2 separate regions of the Homo sapiens genome follow, and region 2 is linked to region 1. The links are chromatin loops, found by intact Hi-C in ENCODE. Cell type or tissue: dorsolateral prefrontal cortex. All regions are shown on one strand. Each heading gives the region's core, and the rest is flanking DNA. Links, peaks and the distances in the headings are about the cores only.

Evidence for each region. Hi-C counts contacts between places; a loop is a spot of excess contacts. Peaks named below come from ENCODE experiments on the same cell type or tissue, not always from the same donor. Only the 100,000 strongest peaks of a DNase experiment are listed, where the experiment ranks them.
Region 2: it touches region 1 in a loop (2.3-fold over the local background); 3 of 110 quality-filtered maps call a loop at or near these places.

The regions. Positions count from the first base shown.
Region 1 is chr11:119,579,664-119,587,987 of GRCh38, reverse strand. It overlaps LOC107984398 (a long non-coding RNA gene), which reads left to right and starts at 4,839. Exons shown (of 2, transcript XR_001748412.2): 1 at 4,839-6,154; 2 at 6,713-8,324. RefSeq lists an enhancer at 1,866-2,680. In dorsolateral prefrontal cortex, for the core only: no CTCF peak of the experiment used is centred there; DNase peaks (open chromatin) are centred at 2,802, 3,178 and 3,547; H3K4me3 peaks cover 1,610 bases; H3K27ac peaks cover 2,040 bases.
Region 2 is chr11:119,530,349-119,538,672 of GRCh38, reverse strand. No RefSeq gene overlaps it. Among named protein-coding and RNA genes, the nearest start is that of THY1, 110 kb to the right of the region's middle. RefSeq lists an enhancer at 4,487-5,016. In dorsolateral prefrontal cortex, for the core only: CTCF peaks have their summits at 4,428 (motif pointing right) and 4,628 (motif pointing right); a DNase peak (open chromatin) is centred at 4,652; H3K27ac peaks cover 690 bases.

The sequences.
Region 1 (8,324 bases), core at 86-8,085:
CACATGGGTGAGCGAGAGAGAGCGGGAGAGACAGAGAGAGGAGGTGGGGGAGAGAGAGGGGGGAGGAAGAGGGTGAAGACAGAGAGAAGGGCTAACCTCTTTTTATAAGGAACCCATTCCTGAGACAATGGCCAATGGCATTAATCCATTCATGAAGGCAGACCCCTCATGGCTAACCACCTCTTAAAGATCCTGCCTCTTTCTTTTTCTTTCTTTCTTTCTTTTTTTTTTTTTTTTTTTTTTGAGACAGAGTCTTGCTCTGTCACCCCAGCTGGAGTGCAATGGCATGATTTTAGCTCACTACAACCTCCGCCTCCCAGTTTCAAGTGATTCTTCTGCCTCAGCCTTCCAAGTAGCTGGGATTACAGGCACACATCACCACATCCAGCTAATTTTTGTATTTTTAGTAGAGGTGGGGTTTCACCATGTTGGCCAGGCTGGTCTCGAACTCCTGACCTCATGATCTGCCCATCTCACCCTCCCAAAGTGCTGAGATTACCGGTGTGAGCCACCATGCCCAGCCTCTTTTTCTGTTTTTTTAGAGACGAGGTCTCACTCTGTTGCCCAGGCTGGGGTACAATGGCACAATTATAACTCACTGCAGCCTCAAACTTCTAGGCTCAAGCCATCTTCCCACCTCAGTCTCAGCCTCCCGAGTAGCTGGCACCAACTACCTGCTAATAGCCATACTACAAACACCCAGCTAATTTTTTATGTTTTTACTTTTTGGAGATGGGGTCTCATTATGTTGCCCAGGCTGGTCTCAAACTCCTGGCCTTAAGCGATTTTCCCACCTCAGCCTCCTAAATAGCTGGAATTACAGGATGAACCACCGTATTAAGAGGCTCGCCTCTTAATATGGTTACAATAGCAATTATGCCTCCAACACATGCTTTTGGGAGGGACACATTCAAACCATAGCAAATACCTTCTGAAAAGTTGACCTGAACATTTACATAAGCTGTCACCCGGGAACTTATCTTCTAATGCAGGTGTAAATGACTATTAGAGATACTTTGCTGAAAACTTGGTGAAGAAGCAGAGAGCATGAGGATGTTAAGCCCCTTTAGAGAGTAGAGAAGGTGTGGCACGGGAAGGGAGAGCTAGCTAGGATACTGAGGAAAGGCTGAGTCTTCTTCACACAGCTTGGTGAAGGTTTCCTCGGCACCCAGATCCCAGCCTCTTTCTTGCAATGGATCAAGATGACTTGGTGACATTCTCTGCCACCCTAACTTCCATCTGATCATATTTTCCCCGCCTACACCATGTTTTAAGCTTAAGGAATAGTTTTAAGTGGATTCCTGCCCGCTCCCTCCAGCTTTCTCATTCTAGGGCCCCCCCTGGCTTTTTTTTTTTCCTGGGGTGGGGGAGGCGGTTGAGACCTGCTTAATTTATTCCAATGACACAACCGTGATCCCAAAGTGTGCAAAGTTAAAGCCTTCAATTGCAGCTGAGCAGAGGGCAGGAATGGTACACCTGGGGATGGTGGTGAGTCAGGAATGACAGGCAGGCGGCCATGACCAGGGCAGCCTCCTCCCCACATGGCCAGGGACAGGGGAGTGGCCTGAGGAGCAGGACCCAAGGGTAGCCCCGGGCTGGGGAAGGGGGCAGAGACCTCCCCTTGGCCTAGGGCCACTTTGATGGCCCTGTTCCGTGTGGCATGGGTGGGGGGGGCGATTCATCCGCTACTGTATGTGAAGAAGCTGGGAAGGTGGGCTTGGTGAAGGAGTAGTAAGTGTCACCTGGGCTGGGAGCTAAAGAGTAGATATTTTCTGATTTGAGAAGACATCTGAATGAGACCAGATGGAAAAGGCATCCATCTCTTGATTTGTACAGGTGAATTACCCACACTGCGGCTTCACTGGGGGCAAATTATCCACATTCATGTTGAGAGCATCCTCCCTTCTGTTTGTCCTATACTTTCAAGAACTCAGAAGAACCCACACAATCTCAAACAGTTCATGGAGTAAAAGGCAGTCAGTTCTAAGGGAAGCTGGCGCACCCATCGGGCTGTCCTTGGCATGGGTAGTAACATTAAGCAGGCTGATGGGAAGGAAGGTGGGGACCCCTTAAATTCTCCTATATTAACCCTCCAAAGGAGGTTCTTCATTCCAGCCTTTTGAGAGCCTGAGTCTGGGATCACTCAGGTTTATCCCGGGTCAGTCCTTCCAACACCTCTTCATCTCAAGTAGCTTGGATTAGCCACTTCAACACCCCACTGAGTTGGCTTCAAGCAATAATCTGGACAATGAAGAGAGGATCAGGGCCACTCCACAGCCTAGAAAGTGTGGTTTCTGGGCCCTACCCAGCTTCAGGGCCTAAAAGCCACTCTTAGCTCTTCCCAAGATATCTCCAGAATCAGAATGAGAGAGCTGCATGGAAGCGACCCCAGGCCCTGTGCGGTGTGGTCAGAGTCCAAGGCCAGGGCGCTTGCCCCAGTCACATAAATGGTTAGCAAAAGCCAGGGTGCGGCCCTAGTCCCACCCTCCCCCAGCCCCGAGGGGTCCTTCCAGAACTGCCACCTGAACAGGTGGCTGCTCCGGTGCTGAACCCCTGCCGAGCTGCGGGTGACCTTGGACATCCACCAAAGTCCCTGCGGCGGGGGGCGGGGTCCGCCCGAGCTCTAGCTCGGTATAGGGGGCTGCCGCAGCCTGATCACGTCTCCGCCTCCCTGACTGGGCTGGCTCGTCGCCTGCTGCTCCCTGGCAGCTGTCTGCCGCTGCCGGGAAGGTGATTGCCATGTTTGCAGCTCCTTTCCTTGTTTGGAAAGATCTGGAGGCAGGTGAGGCTGCCGGGAAAGCGCGACTGACAGGTTGTGATCTGCAGGTTTCGGCGCCGGGCTCCGAGCTCCAGGCAGTCTGGGGAAGGCTGTCCGTCTGCTGCGGGCTGCGTTCTGCCTCTGCGCCCCGTACGTGCCCCCTCTCGCGGACCGGGTGCCGGCCTTTTCCTCTGGGCCCCGCAGGCCCCCCACAGCCACCAGACCCCAGCCAGGGTCGCCTGGCCCTCCCTCTGGACCCGAGAGACCCCTAAACAAACCCCCAGCCCCACGAGCCGCCCTCCTCCACGGGCAGTCCTTCCCGGTGTCTGACTCAAATCTCCGGCTCTGGCACGACGCCGCGTCTCTGTAGGAAGGAGCATTGTGCGGTCGTGCCGGTTCCTTCCCGCGCACTTGGAGGGACCCACCTAGCAATCAGTCACGCTGGCATTTTTCTCCGAGCCGACAAGGCAATTTGTGAGGAGCAGGGCTTTCTCGCCGGCTGGATGCTAAGTGGGAGCAGAGGAGGTGGGCGTGGGGGGCGTTCTAAAGAGATACCCAAATTAAACATCCAATCTGCCATGTCCTGTGTCACTCAAGGCGATTCATTTTCTCCCTGGCTCCCGCTGGGGCGGCTCCCAGAAGCGCCAGGACGTGGAGCTGCGGTCGTTGGCGGCGCGTCGCCTCCTCCGCGGAGAACAAACGGACGTCCCGCGGCCCCCGCCCCACCGCAGCTCTAAGAGCCTGCGCCCCTGAGCTCCGCCGCGCGGAGCCGCGGAAGAGGGAATCGGAGGACACAATGGGCAGGAGGAGGGGCTTGGGGGTTTCTAGGCGCCCCCCCTCTTCCATTATCTGCCTCAATAACTCAGCAGGAGGTTGGGCCGGAAGCTGAGGGTTTGTGCGTGGCTGAGTTTGCACATTCCAGAACCTAGAAGTGGCTCCCATACTGCCTTCTAGGCCCCGCGTGCTGCTCTGCTCTGAGTTGGAGTCCTCCTCCAACCATCCAACTAGTGCCCAAGCCTGCCATTCCTGCATTCAGGCCAAGGAGGAGGGGCTAGGGGCTCAGAGGATGCAACTCTCACCCTTGCAAATGGCATTTTTTTTTTTTCTGAGACAGAGTCTCACACTGTCACCCAGGCTGGAGTGCAGTGGTGCAATCTTGGCTCACTGCAACCTCTGCCTCCTGGATTCAAGCCATTCTCCTGCCTCAGTCTCTCGAGTAGCTGGGATTACAGATGCATGCCACCACGCCCGGCTAATTTTTGTATTTTTAATACAGATGGGGGTTCATAATGTTGGCCAGGCTGGTCTTGAACTCCTGACCTCAGATGATCCACTCGCCTCAGCTTCCCAAAGTGCTGAGATTACAGGCGTGAGCCACCACACCCTGCCTGCAAATGGCTTTTTGATGAACCCCATGTGTGCAGTGTTGCTCCCCAAGGTCCCAAGTTTCTCTGGAGAACATCCCCACTCAGCCAGGAGGAGGCGCTCTGTCCAGGTTTGGAGAGGTGAAAACATTTCCCAGTGGAAAACCAAAGATGAGTTGGCCTCAGAAGACCAGGGAGGAGAGAGAAAGGAGGCAGATCCCAGGAGTCCTGACTCCCAGTTCCCGAGGGCTCACAGCTGGCTAATGGCTACTGCAACTGGGTTACCTGCAGCTCACCTCCCAGGTCCCACCTCTCCCCAGGTCTAAGATCAAAAGCCCTGGCTCTCTAGAGCTCATCCTGTCCAACCTTGCTGCATCCAGAGCAACCCTCCACTAGACAGGCTGCCAGCACCTGAGCAAGAGAAGAGGGGCAGGGAAACATGAGAAAAGACGAAGCATGAGGCTGGGTTTCCTTTAAGATTGCAGTTTGGGCGCAGTGGCTCATGTCTCTAATCCCAGCACTTTGGGAGACCAAGGCGGGTGGATCACGAGATCAGGAGATCGAGACCATCCTGGCCAACATGGTGAAACCCCATCTCTACTAAAAATACAAAAATTAGCTGGGCGTGGTGGCATGCACCTGTAGTCCCAGCTACTCAGGAGGCTGAGGCAGGAGAATCGCTTGAAACCGGGAGGTGGAGGTTGCAGTGAGCTGAGATTGCACCACTGCACTCCAGCCTGGCGAAAGAGCGAGACTCCATCTCAAAAAAAAAAATAGATCTCGGTTTGTGCCCAGGTAAGAGAAGGAGCAGACACCACATTAGATTCTGGGCTCCTTCACCCAGAATGGCAGCAACATATCTTTGGCTCTATACATCTTGTGCTGGCTTCTAGTCTCGTCTCTGACACTAGTTTTCTCTGTGAATTGTAGGAGACCAAAATATGACTGTAGGGGACCAGAATATACCACCCTAGCATATGCCTCTCTGGCATAAGGATTATTTTGAGTTAATTATTTTGAGAATCTGCAGACACAGGAGAAACTGAAAACAGAGTAGAAGTTACCCTTTCATATGGGAAATTTACATTTACAAAGGAAATCTCCCTTTGTAAGGATGTCTCCCTCTCTGTACCAGGAAGAGAAGGATGTCTCCAAATCACTAGAGACTTATCAATGGATAAGCACTGACTTTAATATGCATAGCAAACCTTACCCTTGTTTACTGTGCTTTTCCTGGTCACCTCCCCATAACTGGCCTCCCTCATACCCTTCTTTCTTCGTTTCAGCTGAAGATGGTATTTCAGCCTGAATTCTAAACCACTTCCTTGAGATGTACTCCTTTTTCCCTGGGCATCTCCCATGTGTACATGAGGTATAGAGGTTAATAAACTTCTGTTTGTTTTTCTCTTGTTAATCTGTCTTTTGTTACAGGTGTTCCAGCCAATGAACCTAAGAAAGGTGGAAGGAAAAGGTATTTTTCCTCCTCTACAGAATCTGGATGACCCAGGGGCTCCTGTCTTCCTTAGTTTCCTATTTCTAAACAAGGACTTTGAATATTGATGCCTGAGCGTTTTTTCCAAATTCTTTTCTCACTGAACTCCCTCTGAGCCCTTGCCTCATGGTGTGGGGCAGTAGAGAACATGGTGAGAAAAGAAAAATAGCTCAGAGCGGTCTAAGCCCTGCAAAACTGATCAGGCCCTGAGAGACAGGAGTTTGGGAATTCAGTCATACACATCCCTCCTCATACTCCACCCAGGCCCAGGAGCAATTGTTCAAAGGGATTCTGTTCCTGACTAGCTGCCTCACCCATTATCTTCAGGTTCCTAAATTTGTGATACAAAGAATAGCAAATGACGAATGAACAGCTTATGTTGTTGTTATTATTATTATTACTTGTTTTTTAGAGACAGGGTCTCACTCTGTTGTCCAGGCTGGAGGGTAGTAGCATGATCATTGCTTACTGAAGCCTCAACCTCCTCTACTCAAGCAATCCTCCTGCCTCAGCCTCTGGAGTAGCTGGGACTACAGCCAGGTACTACCATACCCAGGTAATTTTTTTTTTTAAGACCCAATCTCACTCTGTCACCCAGGCTGCAGCACAGAGACACGATCTTGGCTCATCAAAACCTCTGCCTCCCAGATTCAAGCAATTCTTGTGCCTCAGCCTCCCCAGTAGCTGAGATTACAGGCGTGTGCTACCACGCCTGGCTAATTTTTTGTATTTTTAGTGGAGACAGGGTTTTTGACATGTTGCCCAGGCTGGCCTTGCTCTCCTAGGCTCAAGCAATCCACCAGCCTCAGCCTCTCAAAGTGCTGGGATTACAGGTGTGAGACACTGTGCCTGGCCTTTTTTTTTTTTTTTTTTTTTTTTTTTTTTTATAGAGACAGGGGTCTCACTCTGTTGCCCAGCTTATCTTAGTGTAGATTCTTGGTAAACAACCTGTGAACTGCCTCTTCTTTTCTTTTGAAAACCCACTTGTAACTGCTGCTAATTAAGCTTATATTCAGGGCAACTTAAATCTATGCTCCCTGATTGCAGTCTTCGAACTTGGTGCAAACAAACTCTCTTCTTATATTAATTTTCCCTCAGTTTTTACCTTTAGGGCAACAATGGGGAAGAGAATCCTTGAGGTCAATGACACCAGGACAGCTCAGTTGCAAATTCCTTGTCCCTTCATCCTTAGAAATGCGCCAGTAACCTCTCTGTGCCTACTCGGGCTTGGGAGCCTGCCTGATTTAAAAAAGAAGGAGAAGGAGAAGGAGATGAAGAAGGAGAAGGAAGAGGAAGAAAGAAGAGAAAGAAAGAAGAGGAAGAGGAGGAGGAAGAAGAAGAGAAAGAAGAGGAGAAGGAGGAAGAAGGAGGAGGAGGAGGAGGAGGAGAAGAAGAAGGAGAAGGAGAAGGGAAGAAGGAAGAAGAAGAAACAACTTGTCAGACTGAGAGACCTGACTTTTGCTTTGGAAAATTGGTCCTGGAAGTTCAGAGCATTTACTGTAAACCTCTCCTGGGTGATCAGCGAGGAGTTGGGAGCCTCTTGCTCCCAGCATGTATGTTGACTCCAAGGGAGGTGGTGAGTTGCTTAAGGCTGGTGGTGGCTAATCAGGCCCAGAGACAAGGCACCCTGTCTCCCAGGCCAGATGCTTCTTCTACAGTGTTGTAACTGCAATAGGTCCATGGCCTGATGCATTCAGCAAGTCACCATGTAATTGCCCAGTGGGTTCTTTCTGCCTGCTGCACAGACAAAACCCATTCACTGATACTGTGGTATTATAGTAAAGAATTTAATTAATGATAGGCCAGCCACATGGGAGAACTGGAGATTGCTCAAATCAATCTCCTTGAAGGCTTGGAGGTTAGAATTGTTCAAGGATAGTTTGGTGGGCAGGGAACTAAGGAATGGGTGCTGCTGATTGGCCAGGGATGCAATCACAGTGGGAAACTGTCCTCATCCACTGTGTCTGCCTCTGTTTGGGGTGAGGGCACAGGACTGGTTGAGTCGTGAATCATTAAGTCCAGGTGGGCTCAGTTGGTTGCCAGAATGCAGAAGTCTGAGATACATCTCAGAAGACTAATCTTAGATTCTGGGATCGGTAGTGGTGGTATCTGTAGGAGCAATGGGGAAGTCACAAAACTTGTGACCTCTAGCCACAACAATTCCTTAGCAATAAGAGATGATGGAAACTATGCCCTACATTTTTTTTTGTTTTTTTTTGAGACGGAGTCTCACTCTGTCACCCAGGCTGGAGTACAGTGGTGCAATCTCAGCTCACTGCAACCTCCACCTCCCAGGTTCAAGTGATTCTCCTGCCTCAGCCTCCCAAGTAGCTGGGACTACAGGCATGAGCCACCATGCCCGGCTAATTTTTTTTTTTTTTGTATTTTTAGTACAGACAGGGTTTCACCCCGCTGGCCAGGCTGGTCTCAAACTCCTTACCTCGTAAACTGCTGCCTCAGCCTCCCAAAGTGATGGGATTACAGGCATGAGCCAACGTGCCCGGCCCCGCCCTACATTTAAGCAGAATTCAGGCCCCTTCTATATTTGTAATCTTGTGGCCTTCCATTGGTCTTACAAAGGCAGTTTCAGCCCCCTAACAAGGAGGGGATCAGTTTTAGAGAGGGACTATTATCATCCTTTCTTCAAAGTTAAACTGTAAACTAAATTCCTCCCATGGTTAGCTTGGCCTATGCCCAGGAATGAGTGAGG
Region 2 (8,324 bases), core at 144-8,143, 49 kb after region 1:
TGTAGGTCACATGGCAAGAGAGAAAGCAACAGAGAGAGGGGAGGAGGTGCCAGGCTCTTCCCAACAATCCTGTGGGAACTAAGAGTGGAAACTCATTCACTCCCATAAGAACGGTGCTGAAGGTTCCAACCCCACAACACAAACACCTCTCACCAGGCCCCACCTCCAATATTGGGGATTAGATTTCAACATAAGATTTAGAGGGCTCATATAATCAAACCATGGCTGGGTACAGTGGCTCATGCCTGTAATCCCAACACTTTGAGAGGTCAAGGTGGGAGGATCACTTGCGTCCAGGAGTTTGAGAGCAGCCTGAGCAATGTAGCAAGACCCTGTCTCTACAAAATAAAAATAAAACAATTAGCTGGGCATGGTGGTGCATGCCTATAGTTCCAGCTACTCAGGAGGCTGAAGTAGGAGCATTCCCTGAGCCCAGGAGATCGAGGCTGCAGTGAGCCATAATTGCACTACTGCACTCCAGCCCGGTCAACACAGTGAGACCCTACCTCAAAAAATAAACAATACCACCATAGCAGTGTGCATGCACAGATGTTTGTACACATATGGGCATGCATAAGTGTGTAAATAGGCATTGTGCATGCTTTCCTGTGCACAAGAAGTGAGTGTGAGATCCACATGCAAGAGGATCTGTTTCCCTAGCCTGGCCTCTGTGGCTCTGCTCTGTTGCCTCCCCCCTATCTCTTGCCCAGCCTCCCACTTCAATAGACTCCTCCTCGGCTGAGATCTCTTACAAGCTTTGTTTGTGCTGCCAGGAAGCTCTATGGGCGGCTGTGCAGGCTCACCGTGACCAGCTCACTCACCACTCCTATGTGCTGAGCCTCTGCCTTCTGCTCCACCCTTTCTCACTTCCCTCAGCACAAACAGTAGAAAGTCCACCTTGGATCTGCTCCGCATCTCTACCAAGAAAGCAAGTTCCCTTCTCCATCAATAGTCAGCTAGGACCATCCTCCGAGCTCTGATCTCCTGCTAGCCCAGGGTGGGCTTTCCCTCCCTCCTTACAGAGAACAAGGCTCATTCCCCTGCACCTACAGATTGTGTTTCAGGGAAGCTGCGAGTGCCTCTCACCTCCCTCTATTTGAACACAGCCGTAATCCACAGGCCACAGAAGTGAAGAGGCTGGGGCCTCCTTCATTGCTGTCAATTTTCCAGCAGAGCTTATCTGTGTCTTCACACAGTGCTCTCTTGTCAAAGAAGCCAGGGGCGGTGTGTGACAACCAGGTTAAATAAATGCTGCCTCCCTTCCCTGTCCTGTTACTGAGGACAGCCGAGTGTCTCCTTGGCTTCCACAGATGTTGGTGTATTGTCACCTGTCCTTATTTGATTAGTGTCTTAGAGTGCCTGCGGCCATCTCTTCACAAAAAGACAGCAAGAAAGAGGACATGTCTCCGCTGTTTCCTCTTTGCTGCCTGGGCTGCTGGCCCCAGAACGGCGGGGAAGGTGGGACTACAGGGATCAGGGTGGGGGAATGAAGATGCTTTCAAGGGCAGGGAGGCCAGGGGTTTTAAGGACTGCAAGCCAGGGATCGAGGTCCGTGCATTGTTGATTCAGAAACCCTTTCCAGACATCTTCATATCCATCCTCCATCTGCTGTCCTGACCCATGGTGACCTTTCCAAGCTCCTGCAGTACAAGATGAGAGGGGCTTTGTGTTTTCCCTCATTAAGGAGAACACATGCATCCCAGTGAGTCCTAGTGGTGAACGCTGGTGCTACTGCAATGACGTCCTGGATTCTGTTCCTCTGTGGCCCATGAACACAGATGGAACACACCAGGACTAAGAGCCACCAGATAGAGGACCCGGAAGGGAGTGTGGCCCTTTCCACGTGAGCCCCCTCTCCATGGCTGAAAGAAGAGCTCAGAACTCACTGCCTTCTCACATGGGGTCACTGGCTCCATCCTCATGTCTTATTTAATTTTCTCAGGAGTTCTGTGAGATAGTTGGTAATATTTTCATTTTCCAGATAAGAAGCTAAGGCTCAGGAGGCCAAATGACTTCCTTAAGGTAACATAATCAGCAAGTGGTAGAGCCAAGACTCAAAATTGGATCTTCTGACAACTCCATAATTCAGGCTAATCCTGACATTAGCCAGAAGGGCTGGCCAACACCAGGTTGTGCACAGCCTAATTTGCAAGGTCCATTAAGGACAAAACAGGTCAGGTGCAGTGGCTCACACCTGTAATCTCAGCACTTTGGGAGGCCAAGGCGGGAGGATTGCTTGAAACCAAGAGTTCAAGACCAGCATGAGCAATGTAGTGAGACCCCATCTCTGAAAAAAAAAATTAACCAGGTGCAATGGTGTGCTCCTGTAGTCCCAGCTATGCAGGAGGCTGAGGTGAGAGGATTGCTTGGGCCCAGGAGTCCAAGGCTGCAATGAGCTATGATCACACCATTGCACTCCAGGTTGACTGACAGAGCAAGACTATCCACCAGGATATGGTTTGAATTTGTGTCCCTGCCCAAATCTCATGTCAAATTATAATCCCCAATGTTGAAAGAGGAGCCTGTGGGAGGGGATTGGATCACGGAGGTGGATTTCCCCCTTGCTATTCTTGTAATAGTGAGTTTCCATGAGATCTGATTGTTTGAAAATGTGTGGCACCTCCCCCTCTTCTCTCTTCTCCTGCTCTGGCCATGTAAGACATGCCTGCTTCCACTTCCACCATGACTGAAAGTTTCCAGAGGCTTCCCCAGCCATGCTTCCTGTACAGCCTGCAGAACCGTGAGCCAATTAAACCTTTTTTTAAAAAAAAAATTACTCAGTCTCTAGTCGTTCTTTATGGCAGTGTGAGGAACAGACTAATACAAAGACTCTGTCTCTAAAATAAGAAAAAAAAATTAAAGAACAAAACTGGGAATGAGAAGATCTATGTAGCCCTCTCCAACAGGTGTTTTCTGGTACACGCGTTTTCATTGTTGGGTAGTCATGAACTTGGCTGGCTAATATTAGACATAAGTCCCTAGTGAACAATAGCTATAGCACACACATTCTCACGTACACTCACCAAAGTCTGACACACGCACCCCTATGCCTAGGCATGCATGCATCACCTTCTCATCCCCGACCACCTGCATCCCCTGGGAATCCATTTACATCTACTCAACAGAGCGGGGAGAAGAAGGAGATAAACCTGTATCAACACTGTATTTCTATTCCTCTCTCTCCTTGTGAAAACAAAAGAGGAACAGGGCAAAGCCTCATCCAATGTTTATTGGGAATCATCTCGACCTGATCCCGGGAAAATAGGTCCTTTTCAAATCCATGGTTCAGACGCAGCCTTTCCCATGACTGGGAGTGGGGACAACAGGCTGCTCGCCGGGCTCCGTGGCTGGCAGAGGAACTTGGTGGTAAGGCTTAATTATGATTCACAGAGCTGCATTCTGGAGAGGGTTTAGAGCCACTTAATTAGTGTAGGAATATACAGTCGTAATTATCCTGAAATATGGCCTAATTAACCTATGGAAAAGCCAGGACCACTGCTCGGGGATGCCAGAGACATTAGCAGCCTATTAATATACCCAGTCTGGGCCAGGCGCGGTGGCTCACGCCTGTCATCCCAACACTTTCGGAGGTCGAAGTGGGCAGATCACGAGGTCAGGATTTCGAGACCAGCGTGGCCAACATAGCGAAACCCCGTCTCTACCAAAAATACAAAAATTAGCAGGGTGTGGTGGTGTGCGCCTGTAGTCCCAGCTACTCAGGAGGCTGAGGCAGGAGAATTGTTTGAACCCGGGAGGCAGAGGTTGCAGTGAGCCAAGACCATGCCATTGCACTCCAGCCTGGGTGACAGAACAAGACTCTGTCTAAAAAAGAAAAAAAAAAAAAATATATATATATATATAGCTATGCAGTCTGCTATCTGGCACAGCCTTTGGGGGACTCAGGACTGGGGCAGACAGAGGAGAAAGGGTTTGTCTGGGAAGATGAAATGTTTAAGAGGAAAGTGTGACGTGGGCAGGGAAAGGAGAGGGGAGTGATATTTATTGAGGACTCATAAGGGCCAAGCAATGTTTTAGTCCATCTCTTACTTAATCTTCAAAACAGTCCTTTAAGATTGATATTAAAGTTCAGGGAGGTTCATTAACTAACCCAAGGTTACACGGCCAGGAAACATTCACACTGGAATTCCCCTCTAGGCTGTGGCTGCAAAGGCCATGCTTTTTTCTCTCTTCCACACTGCCTTGGGCAGGCACAACAGGCGAGGGAAATGGACTAAACAGAGGAGAGCCCCTTTCAACCCTAAGGAGGAGGCTCTTCTGCCGTTTTAGAAAAGTGGAGTCATTCAAGCGGTTCAAGCTGTCAGTTGTGTTGTGCAGGCTGGACATTGCACAAACCCTAGGAGTCCCATTCACACAAGCTACAGGGAGAATAATGTCCCCTAGAGGGCACAGTGTATGGCCTGCACGGCCATTCACAGCAGCCCTGGGAGACTGCCCTACATGACCCTTTAACTTTCCTTCCTACCCAAGAGACCACTTCCAACTCTGGCTCTGAGCCCAGATATTGGCCCAAAGCTAGAGAAGCTACCTCTGGGATAATCCTTCATGAAGCAGAATTTGGACCCAGTCCTCTCCTGGGGAGACTCCAGCACCCAGGGACACTCAGACGCCAGGACACAAGTTCAAAGCCCTCCAGGGGGAGCCCGAGAGCCGGGCGTGCGCCGCAGAGCCTGTCTGGCCAGCAGGTTGAGGAATATTCCAACAACGTCCTCATTCTTCCCTGATCAAAGGAGCCAGGATTGAACCTGCTGTAATCATCCGTCGGGGAGTTTGCTTAAAATTCCCCTAATTATGGGAGAGCAGAAAATTGCTACGCCTCAGACTGAATAGAGAAATCGAAGGCGCCCTGCTCCCAGCTGCCTGGGGGGGGAGACACGCCAGCATGGGAACAGAAGGCGGTGGGGGGAGGCGAGGGGCAACTGAGGATGGGCGGTGGGAGAAGAACGGTGTGCTGGTCCATGCCAGGGAGCGGGAGAGGAAGGGAAGGAGCCAGCTGCACTGGGGCTGTGGTGACTGGCTCAGGTGAGGCACACTGCCTCCCCTCCAGACAGAAGGGTGCAGGGGTGAGGAGAGCAGGCCTGTGGGGAAGAAACAGCCAGCAATGCCCCCTCCCATGGCTGGAGCTGGCTTTCTGGAGAGGCTGGGGACCCCCAACTCTGGCTTAGTTTGGACTGCGGGCTCTGGAGCATCCTCCCTGCCAGGGGTGGGGAAGGGAAAGGGCTGGAGGAAAGGTCAGGGAACAGGCCGGCAGGGCAGGGCTCATCCAGGCACCCTGCTGTGGGCTCAGCCCTGTTCCAGGCACACTGAGCGGTCTAGAAGAAGGAGAAGAGGACCAGATCTCTGCCCTCAGAGGGTCTCCTTCTGAAAGGGGAGACCGGGTGAGCATCTTAACCTAAAGTAAGATTCAAAGGCACCGTACACACCAGTGCCTGGCCCTCACAGTTTCCTGAGCTGTAGGAAGCGGATGGGAGTGCACTGAACTGCATGGATCAGAAGGGGAGGCTTGCTGGGCAGGCAAGTGCCAAGCAGAAGGAAGGGGCAAAGGAGGAAGGGACCGGAGAAGGGAGGGAGAATTCGAAGGAGCCATGCAAAATAGAAGGAGATTATGGCGGCCACGTTTTGGATAAGGGGGCCAAGGCCCAGGGAGGTGGGGTTACTTGCCCAAACTCACACAGCCCATCAGTGGCTGAACTGGGGCTCAAACTCAGGTCTCAGACTCCTAGTCTGGTGCATTACACAGCCATGGAGGCAGGGGGTGGGAGTGGGGGTCTGGCCAGAAGGTGGGATGCTGGAAAGAGTGTGGGGACTTGGGCTTAAAGATCCTGCTGCATCAGCAGTCCGTTTACTGACAAGTTGACATTGATTCTACAGGAGAAGCAGTGCTCTAAAGGGTCTCTCCTTTGCTAGACCTGCCCCATTCATGAGCTCTCCGGGGTCCCCACCCCAACAGCTCCCCTACCAGGGAGAGATATACCTGGTGTCCCTCCATTCTCTCACCTGTTTCCAAGGGCCTTCTCAGTTCCTCCTGCAAGTCCCCAGCAAGTGCCTAGCTTTGGTCCTCTTGGGGCCCCAACTACACTATGTTTTTATCACTTACAGTGTGGCGAGGGGTTGAGATCCTGGGGTTGCAAGTTACAGACACCCACTCAAACTAGCATTTCAGCCCAAAGAGGCAATTTACTGAAAGAACTTAGGAGTGTCTTGTAGAAGCTAAAGGCAGGAGTGTGGTGGAGCCTCAGCAAGGAAGGATTGAGGACAGCAAAGCCACCAGGCCCTGGGAATTCCAGGTCACCATCTCTCCTGCACACCTGCTTCATTTTTTTCTGTGGGCAGACCTCATGACCCAAGGTGACCACCCACAGCTCCCAAATGTATGTGGAATAGACAGAGAACTCTCTGAAGAGACTGTCCCTGCGCCCTGACTCCAGTGCCCCAAAGACTGAATTCTCATGGGTCCAGCTTGGCTCAGGTGCTTTTTCTAATCCAGCCAGCATCAATTCAGGGGGTTGGGTCACATTGAACAAATGGCTTCGATGTGCTCACTGCTGTGTGTGAGCAGGATGGATCAGGGTTCGTGGATAGTTGGAGAGTTAACTCCAACAATTGTCCATCAAGGTAGTGAAAACAGGGCTGGGCTGTGGGTGTGCAATGGACAAGGCCTTGGGCCTGGACACGGGGGTGTTACCTGTTGCAGCAGGTGTTCTCCAGATGGTTGAGGCCTTCGCGTGCACCTGAAAGGTGAGTTATTCAGTGTGTCAGATGCTGCAGCTCCAGTGGCCAGCTGTGGTGAGGCAAATCCTCACGTGGAAAACTAGAAATGAAAGGTGGGGGCTTCAGCCTGGCCCCCAGACCTGCAGGTGCCAAGATCCTGATGGGCAGCACCAGGCGAGTCCGGGAAGGTGGGAGCATTGGCACAGGGCCCGCTGGGAAGGCAGACCAGCCCCCAGGGCTCCAGGGTGGTTGTCTGAGGCTGGGAAACCGGTACTTTAAAAACTTGACTATTTTCATGCTGTTTGTATTTGCTGTAATTACTTCCCTTTTGTTCCCCCTTAGTATTTATGGAAGTTCTTTGTGAGAATGCCAGCAGATCCCAGCAGTACTGAGAGAAACCAGCAACGGGGTCTCTATCTCCTCCTGGGCTCATGGTAAGAAAGACAAATCTCCCACAAGCCTGGGAGTGGAGGTGGCCGGAACATGGCTGGACATGGAGGTACTGGAGTTGGGGGGGACCAGGATTGCAGCCAGCAGGGCTCCTGCTCCCCTGGAGGGCCTCTCTTTGAGCTCTCTTTTGAACCTGGGGTGTCTCTGGGCTCCCTGGGAACAAGTCTGTTGTCCTGGACTCGACTGGGCTGGCTGCTAGAACTGCCCACATACTTTCGGCCTCATCCTGGGGGTGGGGGGCAGGCAGCCTAAGCAAGCCACTCTCAGGCCAGGGCTGGGTGTGGACTCCTGAGGAAGCTGCTCCCTGTGATCCTGGGTGCCCCTGGGTGCTGAGGCTGGGAGGAGGGGCAGCAGTGTAACCGTAAGAGGTTTGTTGCCCATTGTGCATGACAAGTCAATATGCTGAAACACCAGGTTACATCAGAGAAAGGGTTTAATTGTAGGGCCACCAAACAAGGAGACAGAAGGAAACCTCAAATCCGTCTCCCCAAGGAGTCTGGGGCTAGGGTTTTGAATGGTTTTGGAGGGGGCCAGAGTGTGGAGATTGTCGATTGATTCGAGTACAGGGTGAAGTTATGGGACAGGGAGATGAAGAAACTGTGTTCTCACCCGGACTCGGTTCCTCTTTAGGGGTCTTCAAAATGATTGGTGTCAGGTGTTTCACTGGAATTCAGGATCTGCTTAAGTAATTCTTAAACAAAAGTCTTATGACTCTAACACCAGATATCTTATCTATAGGAACAACTGGGATGCAAATGGCCAGTGTCAAGTTCTACGTGACTGTCGGTTACAAAGGAGTGGGTCAAGTGCAGCCTGATTAATGCTTATCACCATATTTCTGTCCAGAATTCTTGTTCACCCTGTGAGAACGGCTTCAGCAGTGGCTTGACTGGATTAGCAGAGGTTCTGCCCAGGGTAGGGGGCCCTGCACTGGGACCCAGAGAATGGGAACGCAGACCCCTGGGATAAGTTCTCCCTTGATCCTGGTCTCTGCTGGGTTCCAAGTCTTCCTTCAAGTTCCCCTTCCCCAGCTCTGGCTTTTTGCTGGGCCCCACCTTAAAAACTCAACAAGGGCATCAGAGCCAAGTCAGGCGGGGGGACTGCAGTTCTTCACTGGGTTTGGGGCCAGCTCAGCAGGAGATGGG